Regions from separate parts of the Mus musculus genome. Here all the other regions are linked to region 1. The links are chromatin loops, found by intact Hi-C in ENCODE. Cell type or tissue: left cerebral cortex. All regions are shown on one strand. Region 1 overlaps Lrrc4c (leucine rich repeat containing 4C). Region 2 overlaps Lrrc4c (leucine rich repeat containing 4C). Region 3 overlaps Lrrc4c (leucine rich repeat containing 4C).

Region 1 (8,000 bases):
GCATTGAATCCAGTTCCTCTGAAGGAGAAGACAGTGGGCTCTTACCCATGGAACCATCTCTCTATCCCTTGAAATCACATCATAACAATGACATCTTTAATCCTCTGTTCAACCCAAGTCATATGCCATTATCAGTAGAGCTGTTGACTTGGAACATGGTCTCCACAGAGTATTGTATTTCACTTTCACCCCAGGTCTCAAGAATTAGAGTCATGAAGGATAATGTATGGTCCTTCTACTTATTAGCTGTGATTTTTAAGTTACATAGTCCCACCAAGTCTCTTTTCCTATGTAAAAATGCAGGCAATGATACTTACCTGTTTGTCAGTGAAGCCAGGAGGTAAACCACAATGAAGAGCAGGTATCCCAGCACATAGAACATAATGTTAACTAGGGTACTGGCATAAAGATAATAGAGAATTAATAATTTTAGAATTATAAGCACAAATCAACCATTGATATTTTTTTCCAAGGAAAGAGGCTAACACAGCATGGCTAGTTTATGTATCTTTTTTTTTTTTAAAGTAGATATGATGTGTCTGCCCTTTATTCATCCAACTGAGTGCCTTTCTGGTCTTTCCTCTTTAGAGTGAAAACCAAAAGCCACCAGCAGTTCCCTAATCCTGTGTCTATTTCTTCCTTTATTTCTTCAGTCTAAGGAGCAATGGCTACTACTTGAGATGAGAACTGTGGATTCAGAGTCTACTTGAAATGTACCATCTGGTTGGTTACGTTTCTCTCTGGGGTAAAAGACACCCACAGGGTGCTCTTTGAGTCACCCTTTCAAAGGCACACTGCCCACTGAGTGAGGAAAATATTTCCAGACGGAAGTCACCACCCTCAGCAGGTGGAGTCTCTCTTTTAGCGAGAGAAGGCTAATCTAGGCTGGATGGAAAGTTTTCAGGCCCTTCACTCCACTAGAATGTCTGATTGTTCCCACCAGAATCAGGTGAACTTCGCACCAGCCTTCTCTCATCTCCTCAACTCTGAGCGAGCACACATCTTTACTTGAAGTCAGCGGGAGCGCCCGGAGAAAGAGGAACATTTGGAAGTGGCAGATGAAAGGCTCCAGCATCAACTCATCCTTCTGTCTCCATGGTCTGGATGACTCTTCCTATTCAGTAGCAAATGCTGAGAAGTAATTATCTTTCCACTAGCTTGCTTTAAAATGCCAGGAGGTTATAAATATTCCCCTAGGAGTGAAACAGCTTGGAGATATAAAACAGGAAGTGAACGGAAAGGGTGGGTGAATGTCTTGTGATGCCAACCTCGAATTACAGGACACAAGCTTTTTATTTAACCAGTGAAGGTGTCTTGATTCCCTCTTCCAACTGAATGAAGTTGAAAGGAAAATTTACAAGATGTCTTAAAGTGCTAAACTATGTGAGTAACATAGGGGACCAACCTTTGTCACATGATAAGGGTAATGAGAATAAATAAAGTTGGTGTACAGTCCTGACCAATAAATAAGCAACAATGGGGAAAATATCAAATGAGCAATAATTTTCAAGAATTACTTCTTGAAATGTATGAAAGGATGTTTTAAGCAAAAGCTCTAGAGAAATAAATGTTAATGAGCTACAGAAAGGCTCAGTATTTGGAAGAAGAAGAAAGACAGGTCTCTAGCCTTGTGAATTACATAGTGCTGGTCAGAAAATACTGTATCATTTTCTGTCTAAACAGTGATAATGATATTGCAAGAAACTTGTGCTGATGTGTCCTCATCCCCATGGTACATAATGTAAAATTTACAGGTGAATAAATAAATATTTCCTTCTTTTCTTTCGGGCTATTGTATCAATGCATTCTATGTAAGTTTTTGTTCCAGTAATACTTATTTGTTAATCTCTTTTTCAAGGTTCTATGGCCAGTACCAGGACCTTTAGCAGTATTATGTATGTGTTTTACGTGGCTTATTTTTGAGTTCTCGCCGTTTTCATTTGAAGTTCTCTGACCCTGATGACAGTTAAAATATTGGTTTCCGCTGTGGCAACCTCAGGAAGTCCTAGATTGGTTCTAACCGAGAAGACATGACTATTGCTTACAAATATGGAGTTAAGGAAGAAGTCAAAACAAACAACAGACATTTGAGAAAGAATCTGCTGATTCAGTGTCATAGCATTTACCTCCATGACGAATCATGCACTACCAACCTTAAGGAAATCTTTGATGTATATATTTTATCACCAAAGAGTCCTACACTACTAAAGTCAATTGACCTCTTGATGAAGGTTCATCCATCTAGAGGAGATTTAATATCTTTTCCCTGGAATCCTGATTTCCCAGTGACAAACACACAAAGTGACATGGATTCTTCTTAACTCTTAATGAACTAACTGATCTTTTCATTTCTTTATTAAAATGCATATTGAATGCCTGTGTGATTTTTGCTTCATATCTTAGTCATAAACAAATATTTCAACACTATATTTTACTTTGTTCTTGTAGGCTTGTAATCCCAGCTATTTGCAAGGTTGATAAAGAAGGATCATGAATTCAATGGTTGTCTTGTGTTACAGTATGAATTCTAGGCTAGCCTTAATGACTTTCTCAGGTCCTATGTGGTGAGGTGGGATAGGAAGAGGGGGCAGAGAAGGATAGAATATATTCCTAGGTACTGCATTTGATTAACAGGCAGGGATACCCCATGTGATCTCAGTAATGCAGAAACATTAATGATGATATTGTACTGTCAGAAAGTTGTTGTAGTTTACAGCTACATGTCTTTATTCTCACTCCCTCCATCTGCACAAAGGACATAAGAATAGGAGTGTTTCCTCAAAGTTTAGTAAATAATGCACAAAGCCACATAGTCTGACCCACAGCAAGATGGATATAAAAGGTACTGTATTATGGTCCATTTTTAAAACTCGGTGGAAGGAAAAAATAATTCCAGCTTCCTCACTTAGTAAGTCTGAAGAATAGCAGAAATATTTACTATCTTCCAAAACAGACAACACTAACTACAGCATTTTTTGAGCAGAGGACAAGAAGTTCTCTTCACAACTCAATCGTCTCTTCTTTCTATACACAATGGTCATGTGTGAAGGCAAGAATGAACTAAGACTCTTTTCACATTCCTTCCTATGATATTCCTAGGTGGAATGAGCTGCATTATGCTAATGCAATCCCGAGCAATTATGTATAATCAGAATGAACTGTGTAATCCTAATGCTCTTCCAGGCACTTACGGACTAGGAGAAAGAAAGGATCCACCTCATTAGGTTAACTATTCTGATTCACATAGTCTTTTTATTCCAAAAGAGATCAATTGTACACAATTTTATAAAGTTTCTATAAGCATTTTATAGAGCCAAGAAGTGAAAATCCGATGGCTGCTGATCTTGAGCACAGTAAGGGACAAGCTAGGACCTCTTTTCATCTCCTGTTTCACAACTACTGTCTGTGCTGATTAGAACCAGGTGATGTCTTTCCATGTGTTAAGAACTAAAGGACAGCTGTTCACTTACTTCTTATCTTCCCATGGCCCATGATTTCTGATGAATTGTGTATTTCTAAATTCATTCCTTCACACAGGGCAGAAACATTTATCTAAAGAAAAACAAGCATCTCTGTGATAGACACAAATTAAAATGGGAAATATGGGTCAGTAAGATACTCCAACTAAGATTCTACTGCCCATTAGCAAACTGGATATTTCATTACAGAGCTCTCTGGAGATTTAAGAGGAAAAATAATGTGGGTGAGCCATAGAAAAATATTAGAGAGAAAATGGTATAAAAAGGAGCTTTGGGGAGGTGGAGAGACCAGAGCTGTGGCAAGGAAATGTGCATTAGACAGTGAATTATGTTTCAATTTTAATCTTCCCACCTACATTCCTTATGCTCTCTCCATGTGGCTCATTTTTGCTCTGACTTTTAAGTGAAAAAACTTAAAATTGTAAATTAGGGAAGATCTTGTTTTGTGTCGGAGCATAGTTAACTGAGGAGGCACAGAGCTTAAGACTCACTGATTATTCTGATCATATGACAAATGGACCTTTGAGTAAATCCAGGGGTGCTGCACCTGCGTTTTATTCCCATAAAATGCCTTTGCAACCATTCAGAAGCACATGATAACTACATTCTGGGCATTTCAGGAACACAGCAGATGTGCTTCCGTCCTGGAGCAAGGACCCCATTCTGTATCATAGAGGAAAATTCAAGACAAAGCAAAGAAAAAGCCCAAGACCTTCCAGTAGCGACACATTAAGTGAAGAGAGTATAGCTACGTATCGTCTTTCATTTAGGCCGTTGTGTTAGGCAATCTAAGTAAATAACTGTATTGTTCATTTTCCTTTTATCTTTAATATTATTATTCTGTTTTGGTGAGGTGCCCATGCCACAGCATGCATCTAGACGTGAGATGACAACCTGGGAAGATTAGTCTCCCCCCCCTCTCCTATGAGTTCCTGGGGTGGAACTCAGGTCACTGGGTTTTTGCAGCAAATACCCCCTAAGCCATCTCATCTGACACAGTTTTTTTTATCATATTTTTATTGGTTAAATTATTCATCAACATGATGTAAATGTTAAAGACTGGGAAATCAAATGCATATAAAATCTGGAAGCTTACATATATGTTAATATATGGTGTTCTGGGAGTTATAACTATGTGGATATGTGTATTTAAATGTAGAGGTAGAGAAAAGTGTGTGAGTCTGAGGGTATGCTTCTTATCACACTTGGATTCTGAGTGTAAATATGTAAGTGGGGATATGAGAATATTTGAATGTATAAATAAATTTGGAATTGTATGAGTAGGGGAGTGTACAAGTTTGCGTGCATGTGTATGTACGTGCATATGTATATATGATTTGGGATTGCTGTAATTTCTAAATGGTATAATAAAGTGATAATGCCTTGTAAAATCTAAAGTGGCATTTAATTCTACTTCATCATGATACACTCTTACAGAGAACACACAATTTAAAAGTTTAAAAAGTAAAGCAGTGCTTTAAGGATATGAAAAGGCAGACCATGAATTTGTAAGAAAGCAAGAGGGGAATATGGGAGGTTTGGGGGGAATAAACGAAAGGAGAAATGATGTAATTAAATTATAATTTTAAAAAAAGATATAAGACACATTAGCTCCTTAGAACTTCAGTGTACATTCAAGGGCATGAAATATCAAAGAAGATTCATACTTACTTAGTCAGATGGAATGCCTCCTATAGAGTTGAGTCAATTTCAGACCTTTTGAATTTCTAAAATGACATTTTTTTGCTTAAATTGGGACTGTTTTAAGGAAAACTATGTTTGGCATTTTAGTTTCAGATTGGGAACTTCCGAATGAAGCTGATTATTTTCCTTAATGTAAAGCTTTTCTTTTGCCCATATGAATGCCCCAAATTCTAATCAGAGGTTACACTGTCCAGACAGTTCCCACAATATAATGTTCATTTCTGTCAACAATTCTCATGCAGACTGCTCTTCAAAGGACAACAATGAATTAAGTCAATAAAACTTTGACTAATTTATGGCTACAAGTAAAATCTTTATAAATTTATATGTATGCATATTTCTATAATTAGAACTTGTGAAATCCATACAGATTCCAGTAAAGCTTGCTTATTATGTGTCTGTATTTGTTACATTTCTGTTGTTGGGGCAAAAGCAAAAATAGCAACAACAGCAACAACAAACACTTGACCAAAAGCAACCCAGAAGAAGGGTTTCTCTCGGTTTCTTGTTCCAGATGGATAAGAGTCCATCATGGGGGAGAAGCATGGCAGTGTGTATCAGGCCTAGCAGCAGGAAGGAGAAGCTGAGAGCCACATCTCAACCATGAGAACAAAGCAGAGAGAGCAAACAAAAAGTGACAGGGAGCTTTTAATCTCAAAGCCTGTCCTCCAGTGATGTACTTCCTCCAACAAGGCTACACCTGCACCTCCCAAAACAGGGCTACCAACTAGAAACAGAGTGTTCAAATGAATGAGACTGAGGTAGCATCTCTCTTTCAAGCCATGATATCATCCTGACTTGTACAATACATTATTGATATTTCTTTCAAAAGCTTGATAGCAGGCAACCATAACTACTTTGAGGTCAAGACTCCTCCATGCCAGTGATAGCATTTCACAGCCTTCCCTCCTATCTCCTTGTTCTTACTTCTTTTCAAACCCTCTTGATGATGACCTATGAGCCCTAGAAGGGATGACGTGAGTATACTGTTGTGATTCATTATCACTTACTCTCAGCATGTAGAGCAGACACGTCTTTACATTTATTGCAAACAGACTTCTTCCATGAGTTTTAAAAAAACAAAAACAAAAACAAAGGAACAAAAAGACATGAATGTGGGAAAGAAACTAGTGGGGAGATGTTAAACTAGTATTAGAGGTAGGAGAGACATTAGAGAAGAAGGGCACTATTGGAGTCAGATTGTACTTTACACAAATAAGAAAATTTCCAAGATGAAACTCAATAAAAGTTATAAAAATTGATAGCCTTTGTTTTGAGAAGGAAACATATAGAAGCAGACCTAAAATTTTATATAGAATACCCAAGGAATAAACAATCTTCTCAAAACAGCTCAAGTATGAGTATACAGAGGTCCAAGACCTCTGAATATTCTCTCTAGCCATCTTTAAAACTCCTTCACACAAGCAGAAACTGAGGCCAAAATATCAATGAAGTCATAGATGCCAGAAGAGAAATAATAGAGCATACTGAGCTATGTAGCAAGTTGAAAGCCCACAAGCCATCTACTTTCATTGAGTCAATTGAAAACAGATAAGAAAGAAAGCCAGGGCTTTTCATTTCCTGTCAAAAGGAATTTAAAATATTCATTGTCTTTAATTTTAAATAGTGACAAAATTATTTAAATTATTAACAAAATGTTGGACTAGCCAGAAAAAACCTAATAGTTGTTCACTTTTGATTATACATTGAGATTTTTGTCTCTCTGTCAAACATATTTCATATGTTTTCTGATGGTGTCATAAATACCACAAATATTCCTTAAGTGTGGCCCATCCAAAACCCTTGCCCAAGCTCTCTAAAATGCACACAGGTGAGAGTAAGAATGTTTGACAGCTCTGAATTAAATAAGCACTCTTAAAATAAAATACAGATGAAAAATGTTTCTGGAGAAAGCACTTAATAGTAGGGAAAAAAAAAGAAGAGCAAAACAATAAAAACACTGCTTTGAGTTCTCTGAAACTTACTTCAATTCTACTATGTTAACTAGCCTGGCCTGGCATGCAGTGTGCTCGGCTTCCTGTGGAGTCCATGACTGTTTTCTGTATAGTTGCTCTAAAGTCTGTTATTAGTATTTGAGGAGTGATGTTAGGGATGCTTATACTGCACTAGGGAACACCAGGATACTGTCAAAGGAGAGGAAGAAGAAAAGCAGGTGTCATGTAGAAGCTACTGCAATTGGGAAGACTTCCATATAGAAGTCAATCCAGATACAGAGATGACTGACGGCTAAGGAAAAGAGGAGGGGTACAGTGGGTGGGAAAAGCAGAAAAGAGATAAGTTAAGAGAGTAAAGAGATATGCAGAGATTGTCTAAAGTGATTTGACAGGATCATTGGTGAGGGCAATCAGGGGCAAGCTGATGATCACTTGGGAGATAGGCAGCCAACAAATTCAATCATGTATTAACCCAGGAAAGGTGAACATAAAAACTTAAAGTTTGAAATCTAATTAAAATGAGAACCAGAAGTGCTTGAACACAGCTTTGTCTAAAAGAGAGTGAAATTTGATGGCAAGGCAGAGAATTTAATTTGGTGCCTCTTCAAATCTCCCATTACTATGATGGCTGTGCCGTTCAGGGGAGGTTGCCTTCCAGCTAGAGTCTTCACAGTGTTAGTGGTCTGTCCACACACAGCTTACCCTATGTGTGAAAGCATCCAGTGTGTTCAAAAAGAACAGCATGTTTAAATACTATTCTATTCGTTCCCTTGACATAGTTTAGGGACATTATTTAAAATTTCTATAGTCTTCTCTCACTAGTAGGTACCTATCACAAAAGACATGTAACAGAATCACTAAC
Region 2 (8,000 bases), 99 kb before region 1:
GTGCTTGTGGATACATGTTAGAACATAAAATTTTAACTAATGATTGTTTCTGACCCCAAGGAGTTTACATTAAATTATGAATTGATATTTGTGTTAAAATAAGAAATTCTATCCCAATTTTGCTCTTGTTTTATAACCGTAGAAATCACTAAGCAGAGACTGGGGAAAGCCAATATAGAATATGCATTGTTGTATCAAGTTTTAAAGATCAAACAGTTTTAATATATATTTTTATGCAATGTTCAACATTGAATAATTTATATGTCATATTGTATTTTGTGCTACAAGGTAAGATTGATTATTATGCTTTTTAAAGCTAAATAAATGAAAACTTAAAGTCCATATTTCATTAATTTAAGATGACAGTATTAGAACTGATGCAAACCCAAAGTTTTGTGACTCTGTTTAAATTATTAACAACTACAAGTCAACGGAGGGTCTACAGAGGTTTAACTGAATAATGTGAAGTTAAACATTGTAGAATATGTTGCATCTGTTAGTTTCCATGGAGATCCTAGGTAAATGCTAGCAATCATTTTGAGTAGTAGAGGAGGAAGTTTATAAGCTACATGTCTTAGAAGAAATTTCAACTCTCTGAGCTACAAGTTCCCTGCAAGTGACAATGTTAATAATGTTTGCCTCACCTCTTGGTTGTGGACATAAAGTGAGTCTGTCTAACATGCTAAATGTAGCACATAGAGCAGAGTAAATGTTCCTTTTCAAATCTACTAAACAATTTCCTTTCAGTCAGAGAAAAAAAATCTGTGATCTGTATCAAAGTAATACCTTTGAATTATAAGTAAAATGGAGATCACCGAGATGTTTAGTAAATGATATTCATACTTCCTGATTAGATTTTAAATTAGTTTAAAAATGGGCAAGATGAGGAAACAATATTGGAATGATAAAAGAATAATACATTCATTTTCTTGATGGTGAAGGTAATTTTTAATTTTTTTATTACATATTTTCTTCATTTATATTTCAAATGCTATCCTGAAAGTCCTAAAACCTGTAAAGATGTTTTATCCTCACCTCTCACTTGCAAAGCTAAAGGTGATACTAGGGGGTTGTTTATAACATGGAAGAAAATTAGGGAATCAGGGTTCTTGGTAAATAACAATATGCATGAATATTATACCCAGTGTAAAATCTACAAAAATTTCCCATATGGGAAGCAAAACTGCATAATGAGGACTAGAGAAGACATTCATATTCCTGTCTTTCTTATCAATAGAAGAAAATATTAGAAGTAAATTAAAATTGTTCCATTTAACCATAGGGTGTAGTGAGCTTGATGTGTTTTGTATTGATATCCCATTGGTTGAACTATCCACACTTGCTAGTAACACCTTCTATGAGTTTTGGACAAGCCATTTGATGGTAAAATTTAGAAAAATTTATTGTTCTAAGTTAAATGATGAGATCATAATATACGAATTGAGAGAAACAAAGTAAATTATTTTATGTTAACAGAAAGTAAACTAAAATTAAAGTAAATATAAATTGATAATTTGTACTTGAATCAATATAGAGGAAAATCTGTTCAGGACACCGAATATCAATGGAGGCACTTGCCACCCTTTTTCAAAAAAGAAGAGAGAATGAGGCTGACCATCTCAACAGCATGTGCTGGACCAGGGGTACAGTAAATTCTGTGGCCATTTCTGCATTTGACCAACAGCATTCATCATTGTAAAGAAGGCAGTCATGCACCTTTCTTGCATTTGTCGTGAGTTTCACTGCAGTTTTTTTTCCTCAGTGGATCCCATCTACTGATAACTTTCAGAAATTTCTCACAATCTATTTTAAAATGCTGTTTTTAAACTGGTATATAACGTCATGGCTAAGGACATGTGCTTTAAAATCACAGACAGAAATGTGGATCTAAGGTTTGATGGAGATTTAACAAACACATGTGACTCTGCACTCTCTCCATAGATTATAAAAAGAGTAGATGTATTCAAATGTGATTGCAGTATCTGATGTAATACAACCAATGTTCTACTATGGTACAAACAAGGAGCATTATATTCACTTGAACACCCTGTAGAATTCAACCTAGCTGCCTGGGCTCAGCCTATCTATTCGAGTCAACATTCTTCAATATTTTAGTTTCCATTCATAGACTTAGAGTGCACATGTGAAAATAAGCAAACAAAGATGTCAAACTCCAATTCAGATATAAAACAGTGTCCTATTTCTTTTCTCTGTGTATATAATTTTATCTGTCCTGTGATATAGATGTCATTAATAGAAAGCTGACAAGGCACAAAAATGTGTCTTTCACCTTAGAAGCAATAGAAGATAGTTTATTCTAGTATCAAATATGGCCATGAACACAGCTTTAGATTACACCCAGTACAGTGTCCCTGCATGGTACTTGTCATATTTTTAACAATAACAGCATGAAAAAATTTCAGATGTCAAAAATGCTTTTCAAATCTTTTGTTTGGTGCATTAGGCAAATTACAGCCAAGTGGGAAATGTCTTGCCCTCAGATTCTATTTGATCACAGAGTTAGCTTTTGACTTGATGGAATCTATTTATATATTCCAAAATTATTTACCTAATGCTCACAAGGATGTTAGGTCACACACAGAGGTGAGAAGTATAATAGCTATTTAGGCTTTAATAACTCAAGAACTTTGAACTTTGGACATGCAACATTCCGACATTTCATAATAATTAAATTTTGGATCAGTGAGTCTGTTTTGAAGATGTAAATGATTGTTGTTTTCTGGGAATGTCAGCAAGTTTTTACAAAATACAAGACTTTTCATAGAAGATCAAAGGAGCTCAATTATATTATTTGTTATTTCTGCCAATATTGTGTTTGACCAATATAAATATATTTAGAACAGAAAGGTATTGTTAAGAGTATAAGGAGATAGTTTACTAGTTAAAGCACTAACCACTAAATAAATAGGACCAGAGTTAGAATCCCCATCACCAATAAAATGACAGGTGAGTGTAGTGACCCTTCTGTAATTTGAACCTCAGAAAGTATAGACAGTGTATTCCCTGAGCAGTTTTTTATCAGAAGACCCATAACTCGAGGAATTACTTGGAAGATTACATGTAAACACACGAGGAATGCACCAGAACTTGTATTCATGTTCATATATGTGCACAACCTACAGGTGAACACCAATGACAATCAATCAATCACTCAAACAAGCAATAGTTAGGTGCAGTGATAACACTGAGTCCACTGCATTTTCCATGGCTCTTTCTTGCTGCAGTTATTAGAAAGACTATAGATGAACTAAACAGTCTTCATGGTCTGGCATCCCTAGTTTCCCTAGCATTTTTTTTCAATTAACCATCCTTCAGTCAACCTCCAGTCCAGTCTGTCTGATCTGTTAGGCAATCATTATATGCATTAGTTATCTTCTTAAAGGCCATTGCATTTATCGTGCCTAGGTTAATTTCCCCATTCCTTACTCCTTCCTTGATGCCATGTGCATTTCTTGAGAGTGAGTTATTTACTCCTGAAAGAAAGTTGCTTCTTACAGTTATGGAGATTCAGAAGTCCAAAATTAAAGCAGAAGCAGGTTCAGGAACTACTCAGCTCCCTGCTTCAAGATCGTGACTCAAACCTTTCCACCTCCATATGGAAGCAGGGGAGCAGCCTATGTTGCCCTCACATTGTGAGAGAAGATGAGAGCTCACACTCTTCCTTTTCATACCAGCATTAAGCCGTCAGGACTAAAACATCTACAATATCCCATCATCTAACACTGTTGCACTGGTGAGTTCCAATTTGTTTTGATGGTGATCAAAGCATAAAATCATGCTACCCAAAGAGGCCCTATGTCTTTAATTACCTCAACTTATTTAAGTCTCAACTCTTACATCTCATTACATCTAACACAATTACCACAGTTAACACTGAAGCCTCCTCCCCTGATTCTCAAGCCCCTTTGTTATTGTACCTTTCTTGATTTCCATAGTCTCTTCCATCCTGGATGAGAAATTTTATTTATTTAATGTAGTCATATCAGCTTAATAAAGTCACGGCATTAATCTCTGGTTAATTGTATTACCTACAATGCTTTAAAGAGTGCCCGCCTCCTGGTAGTTGCAAAATTCTTTGTCATATAAAATAAAGGGGAATTTATCACTGTAAGGTAGAATTTCTTTTGGCCTGTTTATAGAAAAGGAAACTGGTCACTAAGTTCCTGATCCTCTGTTTCCATTGTGAGATAATAAGGGATGAATCCATTTCTGTCTGCTTTCGAAAAAAACAAACAAAAAAAAGATATTTCTCAGTATCTAGACAAGAGTTATGACAGGATTACATCTAAAATAGTTAGTACGAGATGCTTAGAGCCTATATGGGGGCAATGCAAGTAATCACGTCCCTCACTCAGCTTATCAGGTCTTGCTTCGTGTGACTGCATTGATGTTTGTGCACACACACATGTGCTACTGTTCCTTCTATTGCTTTGATCTTTTCTAACAAGTCTGTTTATTTTTGCTTTGCGTAGATGGGTCCGTGGGTTTTACAAAGAGTTGATTCAGATCATTAAATCCTACACAAGGCTGAATAACAAAGCAGAAAAATCTGTCGACAAAATGCTAAAACCCTTCCTCTGACTCAGAACCTCTCTTTTCTCACTCTTTGAGTCATCCTGTGGAAGATGGCTTTATTTGTTTGATTCTAGATTTATGGCTCAGTATTCCCAAAATGGATGTGTGCTAAGATGAAGCATTTGTTTAGTGAGAAGGATCATATTTTAATTTGTAAAACCATAAAAAGCTTAAACCACTGCCTCAATTTAGGAGAGAGGAGAGGAGGAAGGAGAGAAAGGAGGAGGAATGAGCGAAATGAGGAGATAATGGGGAGGTGGGGAGAAGATGGGAGAGAACTGTACCAAGAATGAATAAAAGAGAAACACAGAAAGACAGTGATGAGAGAGGATGTCCCCTGGAGTTTTACTTGTTAGGATAAAACAGTTGAAAAAAACTATTTAAAGAAGACAGCATTTATCTTGTATCACAGTTACAGTCAATCATGGCAGCTTTCAGGCAGCTGCTACCATTGTACCCATATGGAGAGAGAACTAGAGAAGGGGAGAGGGTGGGAGGGAAGGAGAAAGAAGAGAGAAGAGAGGAGAGGAGAGCAGAGGAGAGGAGAGGAGAGGAGAGGAGAGGAGAGGAGAGGAGAGGAGAGGAGAGGCTAGTGCTCACCTCTTTTCTTCTTTGAATTCAGTACACAGTCTCAGTTCTCAGAATGGTGGCACTCTTTTAAGGTGAATTGTTCCCATTAAATGTTATCTAGAAGGCCCCATACAGACATGACCAGAGGTTGAATATCTAAGTGATTTGATATCACTTCAGTTTGAAAATCAGAGTTAACCAACACATTAGATATTCTGCTTTACTTTGTAGCTTACAGTAAGCTTTTGAAAGGAAAAGTAATACTGTCTACATTAGGAAGGTCAGATTAGAGAAGGGGAAAACACATTTTATGGTGTTCTCCTGTATCCTATGAACTGGTTATGTCCTCGGTTATGTAATAATTTATCTTCTGTCAGAGATCATCTTTTGAGGTGGGAAAACACAAGGCTGCTTTCTGTATTGGAACACCATGTGGGGTAATGGTGAATTAATCCATTTCTTCCAGGAGTCAAATAACATTGTCCATCATCTCCTCTCCTTTCTTCTCCCCTCTTCTCCTCTCTCCATTCCCATCATCTTGACTCCCCTCCCATCTTTCCTCTCTTCTCCTTTCCTCCTCTAAAGCTTCTTGTGTGTGGTATATTCATGAATATGGAAACATTTATCCATATACTTAGCGGTGGAAGTTCAGAGAACATCACATTATCATCAATCACTGTTTTGACAGTGTTTCTCCCTGAATTTGTGTCTCCCCTTTGATTTGGGCTGGCTAGTTTATAAGACCCTAGTGGTATGGTTACAAATATGCTCTACCCACTCAGCATTTACATGGGTGATCGGGATCTAAACACAGAGAACTCTATGTTTTCACAACAGTTACCAACAGACTCATTTCCTTAGGCCTGCCAATTTTTCTTCATCAACTTTAATGTCTCAATACCTGAACTCATCTTAATAGAGTACTCTGAGGGTGTGATGGAGTTTCAAGATAAATCACAATAACACAGGATGTGTGAAAAATATGTTATTTTGTTCTAGATTTATTTTTAATTATGTGTCAGTGTGTATATTTGTATGTAGATAGGTGCTGTGGAAGCCAGCTCTTTCAGATCCCCTGAAACTTGAGTTACAGATATGAGGCACCTGATGTGGTCCTTGTAAATAGAACTCAGCACCTCTGGAAAGTCAGCAAGTGCTTTTAATCTCTGATCCATCTTCCCAGCCTCAAAAATATGTTTGTGGTGAAAGGAATTTGAAGGAGGTTTCATAGACATGTTTCTTGCAAACATATAATTCTTAGCTTCGAAGTGAGTAGAAACGTTGGGGCTGCGACGGTCCATGATTCATCCTTTGGGTTATATACTGCAAAGATATTGATAGGAATCGTGCAAAGACTTCACCTAAGCTGGTGTTGGCAAGGCTATAGGAGCTGTCTCTAGAACTTACATTGTCTACTTAGAGCAAAGCTCAGAAAGACAGCAGAACTGAAAGATGATCTTTACACAGAGAGATGCACATATATTGCCTACTCTAACTATATTTTTCATTTTGATACTGACTAGACCACACTACCAAGTACCTTTCTATTGTAATATTATAGAAAGTTTTTTTATGTCTAACTATTTAGAATCTATTTTCTTTTTCTGAAACTGAATTTCCCCTTTATCATATAAAATTGCCCCAAGAAACAACCAGGATAATGTCATTGTTCAAATTTATGAATCTACAGACTTTAAGATGAACACATTCTGCTTTTGTATTGTAAATCATACCGCTTAGTTTTCAATGTAGGAAGGACCATTCAGAGACTGCCTCACCTGGGGATAAATCACATATACAATCACCAAACCCAGAGAGTTTTATTGATGCCAACAAGTGCTTGCTGACAGAAGCCTGTTATAGCTGTCTCCTGAGAGGCTCCACCAGTGCCTGACCAATGCAGAGGTGGATGCTCACAGCCTACCATTGGACTGAGCAAAGGGTCCCCAGTGAAGGATCTAGAGAAAGGACCCAAGGATCCAATGGGTTTGCAGGCCCATAGGAGGAACAACAATATGAAATAACCAGTACCCCTAGAGCTCCTTGGGACTAAACTACTAATCAAAGAAAACACATGGTGTAACTGGTGGCTCTAGCTGCATATGTAGCAGAGGATGGCCTAGTTGGTCATCAATGGGAGGAGAGGCCCTAGGTCCTGTGAAGGTTCTATGCCCCAGTATAGAGGAATGCCAGGGCCAGGATGAGGAGTGGGTGGGTTGGGGAACAGGAGGAGGGAGGAGAGGATAGAGGATATTCTTCGGAGGGGAAACTAGATAAGGGGATAACATTTGAAATGTAAATAAAGAAAATATCTAATAAAAATTTACTATTTTCAAAAAGGAAAAAAAAAGCATAAATTTTTAATTCACTTAATGAGGAATCACACAAAACCCTTATGCTTTTGAAAGGTTTTATTAGATCTTTGTAATTCAATTTAATTTACTTCACCAAATATTTTCTAAGCATATTTTCACAGGCAGACATTATATATTGTCCTAGGGGAAGAATATAAACACAATATGGTCCTCTTTCTTTAGGTGTGGGACTTTTATATAAATTAGAAGTATCTTATGATAACTGCAATAATGAAATTAAGTACATAGAAACCATAGGATGTATTCTAAAGAATGAGGTTATAATTTTTTTTTTATAAAAAATTTCCTGATCAACACACACACACACACACACACACACACACACACACACAAACACAAGGCCAGGGTTAATGCTATATTTTTGATGGTACTATAGAAATTATCATAACCTTGGTAGCATTAAACAGCAAAGCTGTATTCTGTCATAATTCTAGAGACCAGAAGTCTGAGAATTAAAGT
Region 3 (8,000 bases), 700 kb after region 1:
CAGGTGCTTCTCTGCCATTCGGTATTCCTCAGGTGAGAATTCTTTGTTCAGTTCTGAGCCCCATTTTTTAATGGGGTTATTTGATTTTCTGAAGTCCACCTTCTTGAGTTCTTTATATATGTTGGATATTAGTCCCCTATCTAATTTAGGATAGGTAAAGATCCTTTCCAATCTGTTGGTGGCCTTTTTGTCTTATTGATGGTGTCTTTTGCCTTGCAGAAACTTTGGAGTTTCATTAGGTCCCATTTGTCAATTCTCGATCTTACAGTACAAGCCATTGCTGTTCTGTTCAGGAATTTTTCCCCTGTGCCCATATCTTCAAGGCTTTTCCCCACTTTCTCCTCTATAAGTTTCAGTGTCTCTGGTATTATGTGAAGTTCCTTGATCCACTTAGATTTGACCTTAGTACAAGGAGATAAGTATGGATCGATTCGCATTCTTCTACATGATAACAACCAGTTGTGCCAGCACCAATTGTTGAAAATGCTGTCTTTCTTCCACTGGATGGTTTTAGCTCCCTTGTCGAAGATCAAGTGACCATAGGTGTGTGGGTTCATTTCTGGGTCTTCAATTCTATTCCATTGGTCTACTTGTCTGTCTCTATACCAGTACCATGCAGTTTTTATCACAATTGCTCTGTAGTAAAGCTTTAGGTCAGGCATGGTGATTCCACCAGAGGTTCTTTTATCCTTGAGAAGAGTTTTTGCCATCCTAGGTTTTTTGCTATTCCAGATGAATTTGCAAATTGCTCCTTCTAATTCATTGAAGAATTGAGTTGGAATTTTGATGGGGATTGCATTGAATCTGTAGATTGCTTTTGGCAAGATAGCCATTTTTACAATTTTGATCCTGCCAATCCATGAGCATGGGAGATCTTTCCATCTTCTGAGATCTTCTTTAATTTCTTTCTTCAGAGATTTGAAGTTTTTATCATACAGATATTTCACTTCCTTAGTTAGAGTCACGCCAAGATATTTTATATTATTTGTGACTATTGAGAAGGTTGTTGTTTCCCTAATTTCTTTCTCAGCCTGTTTATTCTTTGTATAGAGAAAGGCCATTGACTTGTTTGAGTTTATTTTATATCCAGCTACTTCACCGAAGCTGTTTATCAGGTTTAGGAGTTCTCTGGTAGAATTTTTAGGGTCACATATATACTATCATATCATCTGCAAAAAGTGATATTTTGACTTCCTCTTTTCCAATTTATATCCCCTTGATCTCCTTTTGTTGTCGAATTGCTCTGGCTAATACTTCAAGTACTATGTTGAAAAGATAGGGAGAAAGTGGGCAGCCTTGTCTAGTCCCTGATTTTAATAGTTATAGATGTGTGCTTTCCTTCTTAGTGTACTCTGAAACCATTATTAAAAGATTCACAAAAAATTGTTATAGCTCTGTCCTTGACAGAAAGCAGATGTTGCCATAGACACAGGCTTAAGTTTGTGAAACTATATAACAGGGTTAAAGATCTTGAGAAGTATGATTGGTGCCCATCAGCATAAAGGGGAATGGATCTTCAATGCTCCTGCCCATACTAAGACCCACCAAGCACAAATAACAGGCTAAGCCCTTTCATCCCTAATTGACAAGGACATAAACAATTTTACATTAGTTAAAAAAGTTTTTTTTTATTCTAAGTTTATTTTCTAATTATATATTCTCATGATTACAGATGTATGTGTAATTAAATACCATGTTTGGACATATAATGGTAATTCTTTATAATGATTATATTTATATAGTAAAATTAAATGAGAATACCTTTATATAGGGTTGTATTGTAGCAAGAAATGGAGTCTATAAACAACTGGTTTTATTTCTGTTTTAATGTAGCATGCTTTGAGCACCTTTTCTGTCTATTGTGTTTTTAAATTTTTCTTTAATTTTTTGAGACTATAATATAATTGCATAACTTTTGTCTTTTTTTTCTCTCTCCAAATCATTCCAAATATCCTCCTTGTTCTGTTTCAAAATCATGACCTGTTTTTCTTCAGTTGCTGTTTTATAGAGATTCACAAGCACACACACACACTCACTCACACACATTCATAAAAACACACACTTGTACACGCACACATTTACACACACATACACACACTAATAAATGCATAAGTAAGCATTCTCAGGCTTATAATATTACCTATATGTACATTTTTCAGGTCTGACCATTTAAGATAGTATAACTGATTAATGTGCTCTCAAAAGACTATTTCCCCTACTCTCAGAAATCATTGGATGTCTGTACTTCTTTGTGTGTAGTTGCATCATCTTGGGCTTTCCCATTCACTTTGCCATTTCTGCTGTTGTGTTCCTTATTCAGCCATTCATGGGCAATCATGTTAATGAGACCTAATGGGTATAGCTTCTGACATTCCTAGGAGACATGTTCTCACACCCAAATCTATTTTTCTGTTAAGATCCACCACTCCAAATTCATTTTGTCATTAGTATGGGTCCTCAAGCCCTTTATTCATCATCCAGTAATCCATAGACGAATAATGCTAAAGCATAAACATCAGAATCTGTAAATAGTCATGCGTGGTAAATGTCATTCCCACTTCCTGTTGAACTAAAAGTTATTTTTAAATGGGGATATTAGGTTAATGAAACACACCTCTTGGTGAATCTGCAAGGTCATATGCACAAGCAATTAGAACATAAGGGCATTGATTTAATGAAGTGTTTGATGGATTTGATATCTGAATACATTATTCAGACTTAAAGGAACTATGTTAGATGAAGCCAGGTTAGAGAGAATTTTGTTCCTTGGAACATTTCCTTAGAAGTTGTATTTTTCTGTGGCCGATTACTCTGTCTCCACCATCCTACTTTCTGTCCACGTGCCTAAGTCCTCCCTTTCATGATGGAGTGAAACCTTTCATACTAAGAAAAACAAAAATAGTCTTCCTCAAAATGTTTCTGGGGGGTCCTATGATCACAGAGGAATGAATCTAACACAATACTTCAGTTTGAACACATTGAGAGAGAGAAAGGGAACCCTTCATTTGCTTTTCTCTCTGTTTGTTTTTTTTTTTTTTATCATATTATGTTTGCTCACATCAGATGAATAAAATGATACCTATTCTTATTAGTAAGGCCATTTCTTCTCTCCTCAATGTACATCCACATCAACACTAATGTCCTTTGAAAACAGCCTTAGAAACATCCAGAAATAAAATTTTAATGGTTCTACCAGTACTACTAACCCAGATGACAGGAAACATGAGCTATTATTCTATTTCAAATTCTAGTATATGTTATAAGCAACTACAGTTCACATGTACTCACAACACAAATATTTCTTCTCCATTAAGTCTCATCAAACAGCTTTAATTGTTGGCTCCTGAGACACTGTGTCAAGTTAGACAATATCTATCAAGTGTCTGTGCAGCCTATTTTAAATCCTTCAGTGATAATAAACACACTATGTTCAAATGCAGTCTGTTCTATCCTTGGATAGTTCTGAGAGCTAGAAATGTTTCTATGCAGTACTATAATTGCATTTCCTGTCGCTGCTTACTTTGGTGCTTGTTCTGTGCCTTAAAGCACATAAAAGAGTTTTAATTACCCAGGAACAACGAGGAAACCTTGATTCCTGTCCAGGTCCACAAATCTGTTCTCTTCAAATCCAACACCTCATATCCTTGCAGTGTGGTGGGTGCGACATGTCTTCTGGACACAGCGCTGCCAAGTTTGCTCTTCTCACCCTGCTTGCTTTAACCATATGCACTGGTATTTCTGCTGCATGTCTTTTTGCTTTTAGTCACAAAGTGTTGAGCTCTGTTCTCCCATGACATCATTGCATGACTAGTTTGCCCAAGTAAAACAAGGTTTAATTAAATCTTAATGTTGTGCCCACTCTTTCCAGAGCTAACTGCTATTTTCACTTCCCCTGCCATTAGCAGAATACATAATGAGAGAGTGTGGAGCACAGAGTCAGCCCCTTGTACAGAGAGTAGCATTTTGTCACTCACTCACATTCTCTCACTGGGCTTACTTTTATGTCTCACTACAAGCAGCCTGGACGAAGAGATTATGTGTGTGTTTTCTTTTAGGATATGAAGCAGCACAGTATGAGAATATTATTTAGGAGTAAGTAAGGAAAGCGTTCAGTTAAAAACATGTCTAAGATTGAGCATGTAAATCTGATTTTAATCTCCTGAACCCACTGAAAAGAAAATATTTAAATGCGGAAGGAACCATGTGTCTTGGTAACCACCAATGGGAAAGCAGAGATAGATATTAAGATCAATGGGGCTCACTGCCTAGTCAGCCTTACCAAATCAGTGTGTGGGCAGCTGAGTGAGAGATTCTGTCTCAAGAATCAAGATAAAGACTGAATGAAGGCGATACCTTACCTCTGCATTCACATATACACAAACACACACAGATAAGTAAGTGTACAACCATCCACACCCACAATGGCATAGAAAAAATAGGGGACTAAACCACATGAGAATAAGAAATGGACAAAGGTCGTATTCAGTCCATCAGCTTTGGGAGTTTCTACTTCCACCTGCTGTCTGGTTGCTTTTTTTCCATGCGTACAAACTGTTCAAATGAAAATCTTTACTCTTCTATGCAAATAACCTATAAAATATTGTCTATTTACCCTGACATAAGTTCTTCATTGCTTTTGATTTTTAATGTCTGGCAAAGCAAACCAACTACCAACAACAAAATTACATAATTATACCACCAAGGTAACCTTGGGGTAACTAATTTTCCAATAGGGTCATAAATCTTCAAGAGTGATTTAAAAATTGGTGATCCCATAAGACTAGTATAACATCTGACCACCATTTCCCTACAAAAATATACTACAACCTATGAAACCATAGGTTGACATATTCACGCAGATTGGTAACAAATTCAGCTGTCTTCCAACCAAAGACAAATGTGAAAGTTACTAATTTACAAAGTGTGGATTTATAACACTAGCTCAATGAACAGCCAAACCTATATATTACTTTACATGTTAATATTGGCTATTATGTTATTTAACTCTCCTTATTTCCCTGATAAGTAAGAATTGTTGAGAGTGACTACATAGACCTAACTCCATTTCAGATAAACAAAACAAAACAGGTACAAAATTTGTCCATTCAAAGGTAACAGACCATGATAGTATAAAATAAAATATTTAGTTGCAAATGTCTCTATTTTCAATTTTCCTAATCAAATGGAATCATTTTATCATGTATATGGAGAGCGTTCAGTTTGTGTAGTTTTTGTCTACCAAATGAGTGAGTTTTCAAGCTCATTAGCATGTGTAAAGATGGTCACATCAGTTTACATAATGATTAGTTCTGTTGTTTTACTCAAAATAAAGCACCCACAATTACAATTTGAAAACAGAATAATTCTTAAAAAAATTTAAAAGTGTTGAATTCTTTATAGATCAAACATGAAAGTGATTAACTTATTTTCTTCATCTTTAGTGAAGCGGTTCCAGATTTGATGCATAGTGTAGAGAAGTATTTTTTTTTCAGTTGATATTGAATATATTAAATAATTAGGAAATGCACAAATAAAGAGTATAGGAGATTCACCACGGAAACCTAGCTCAGTGTATGGATAAATCTTAGCACATGTTAATTGAGTGAGTGGCTGATTTAAGGACTTGTTCAACCGAACTCTCAGTATTCAAGTCTAGGACATTTTACTGTTCTTCAATTTTTAACATACATCATAATTTCTATGATTCTAATAACTAATAGAGGTCCCTTTCCAGGTCTTTCATTTTCTGGGCTACAACTATGTAGCTCAATGAATTTGAAGCAAATTTCAGACACTGATATCTCTCATTTGGATCTTCACATGTGTTCATGAAAAATGACCACTCTATGCAGTCCAGTCACTTTACATGACCCCACAGGCAGAGGTTACAATACAGTCATGAGCAGCCTCTGATGGAAATGATGCTGACACAGCAGCTTTCTGAAAGGCTCTGTAGTGTAGTCAATAAAAGGCTCACATTTCTTCTGATGCCATTTCTAAAGCTGCTCCTTGGCAACAACAGTGAGCCTCTATTTGGAGACACAGGTACCTCTACCCTCTACACTCAGCATAGAATTTTTGCCACAATAGCCTCTGGCTTCAAAATCTTTTATTATTATTATTATTATTATTATTATTATTATTATTATTATTATCTTTAATCTCTTTTTATAGTCCAGTCATTATCCCCCTCCTGTTCCGCCCTCTGACATTTCCTCTTGGCATTCCCCATCCCTTGTCTCCAAGAAGATGTCCCCAATCCCCAGACTCCTCCCACACCATTCCCTGATTCCCAAGTCTCTCAAGGGTTAGGTGCATCTTCCCTCATTAAGGTCAGATCAGAGAATCCTCTAATGTATGTGTCAAGGGTCTTGGACCAGCTAATATATGCTGCCTGGTTGGTGGCTCGGTGTCTGAGAGATCTCAAGGTTCCAGGGTTGTTGAAACTGCTAGTCTTCCTATGAGGTTGCCCTCCTCCTCAACTCCTTCCATCCTTTCCCTAATTCAACCACAGGGATTCCCAACTTCAGACCTAAATACTAAAATACTTTTTTTATTAGATATTTTCTTTATTTACATTTCAAATGCTAACCCCTTTCCACATTTCCTCTCTGAAAATCCCCTCTCCTCTCCTCCCTCTCCCTGCTTCTGAACCCACCCACTCCTGCTTCCTGGTCCTGTCATTTCCCATTTTCTATGGGGCATAGAATCTTCACAAGACCAAGGGCCTCTCCTCTTATTGATGGCCTACTAGGCCATCTTTTGCTACATATGCAGCTAGAGACACGAGTCCCACCATGTGTTTATTTTAATTGGCAGTTTAGTCCCAGGGAGCTCTGGGGGTACTGGTTAGTTCATATTGTTGTTCCTCCTATAGGGCTGCAGACCCCTTCATCTCCTTGGGTACTTTCTCTAGCTCCATACTTCTTATATAGTCATGCTTGTAACTGTATTCAAGTACAAAACTTTTGTACAATCTATGCTCAGCATGCAATGGCATTCCATGAGTTCTCCTGAGGCAGACTGCACACTTAGAGTTGTTTCATGTACTTGTGATTTTTCTCTAATCAATGAATGTAGAATCACTAATAGATCACACTTGAGGTGCCACATACAGCTTAATGATTACTTTGGGCCTGTGATGTCCTTAAGTTGTATCACTATATAAACTGTGTCACAGTTCTAACCAAATTAGTTCACTTACACTGAGTACTGGTAATGTCAGTGAAAAACTTATTTCTAACATTTGAAGTGGCAATAAATGACACATTCAGCTGATTTTTAAAAAGCCATGTTTGATCCTAATGAACATCATTACTTTAGTGACCAGCAATTCTCAAATTAAAATAAATTAGTCACTATTTCTCAAATGTGGCTTTTCAAATAGCCTAATACATGTTCATTTAACCGATCATTACCTGATACCGGATCTCTTCTTTCTCGGGGTAAAATTGAAACTAGTGGGATTCTTATAATCTATCTTTTATATTGAATAAGCTTCAAGTTGAATATATTTTAAAGCCAAGGTCAGTTCTAGAATTCTACACTGTTGTTCACTCTGTCTGGGAAACAGTGCATCTTAATTTTTTTTTTTTTACAAGCTTGAATGGTTTCAAATTTAGATAGAGTCACAAATTCTTGCCAATCAGTGTATCATAAAAAGAAAATGTCAAGCTTTGAATCTAAAGAGTTGTATTTCATTGTAGGATTCATTCACTTCAGGGTTAAAAAAAATGTCCAAACACACAATGCTTACTAGAATATTAACCAATCAATTTCCAAATATTTTTGTTACTGTTTTATAGAGCTTTTCTTACTCAATAGTTCCTCCTCATGTATTATTAAAATTAGATTTCTGGTAGGGACCATGCCTTTGTTAATAATCTTGCTATCATAGGATCTAGTACTCTTCTTGAACATATTAGGTGTTTGTCTTAGTCAGGGTTTCGATTCCTGGACAAAACATCATGACCACGAAGCAAATTGGGGAGGAAAGGGTT

The links. Hi-C counts contacts between places; a loop is a spot of excess contacts. Peaks named below come from ENCODE experiments on the same cell type or tissue, not always from the same donor. Only the 100,000 strongest peaks of a DNase experiment are listed, where the experiment ranks them.
Region 2: it touches region 1 in a loop (15-fold over the local background); 3 of 42 quality-filtered maps call a loop at or near these places.
Region 3: it touches region 1 in a loop (18-fold over the local background); 2 of 42 quality-filtered maps call a loop at or near these places.

What each region holds. Positions count from the first base shown.
Region 1 is chr2:96,713,721-96,721,720 of GRCm38, forward strand. The region is part of intron 2 of Lrrc4c (leucine rich repeat containing 4C); the gene reads left to right. Among named protein-coding and RNA genes, the nearest start is that of Lrrc4c, 400 kb to the left of the region's middle. In left cerebral cortex, no CTCF peak of the experiment used is centred here; DNase peaks (open chromatin) are centred at 843, 1,075 and 3,842; H3K27ac peaks cover 5,457 bases.
Region 2 is chr2:96,614,408-96,622,407 of GRCm38, forward strand. The region is part of intron 2 of Lrrc4c (leucine rich repeat containing 4C); the gene reads left to right. Among named protein-coding and RNA genes, the nearest start is that of Lrrc4c, 300 kb to the left of the region's middle. In left cerebral cortex, no CTCF peak of the experiment used is centred here; DNase peaks (open chromatin) are centred at 3,652 and 4,595; H3K27ac peaks cover 2,886 bases.
Region 3 is chr2:97,410,929-97,418,928 of GRCm38, forward strand. The region is part of intron 4 of Lrrc4c (leucine rich repeat containing 4C); the gene reads left to right. Among named protein-coding and RNA genes, the nearest start is that of Gm22313, 180 kb to the left of the region's middle. In left cerebral cortex, no CTCF peak of the experiment used is centred here; a DNase peak (open chromatin) is centred at 3,669; H3K27ac peaks cover 1,176 bases.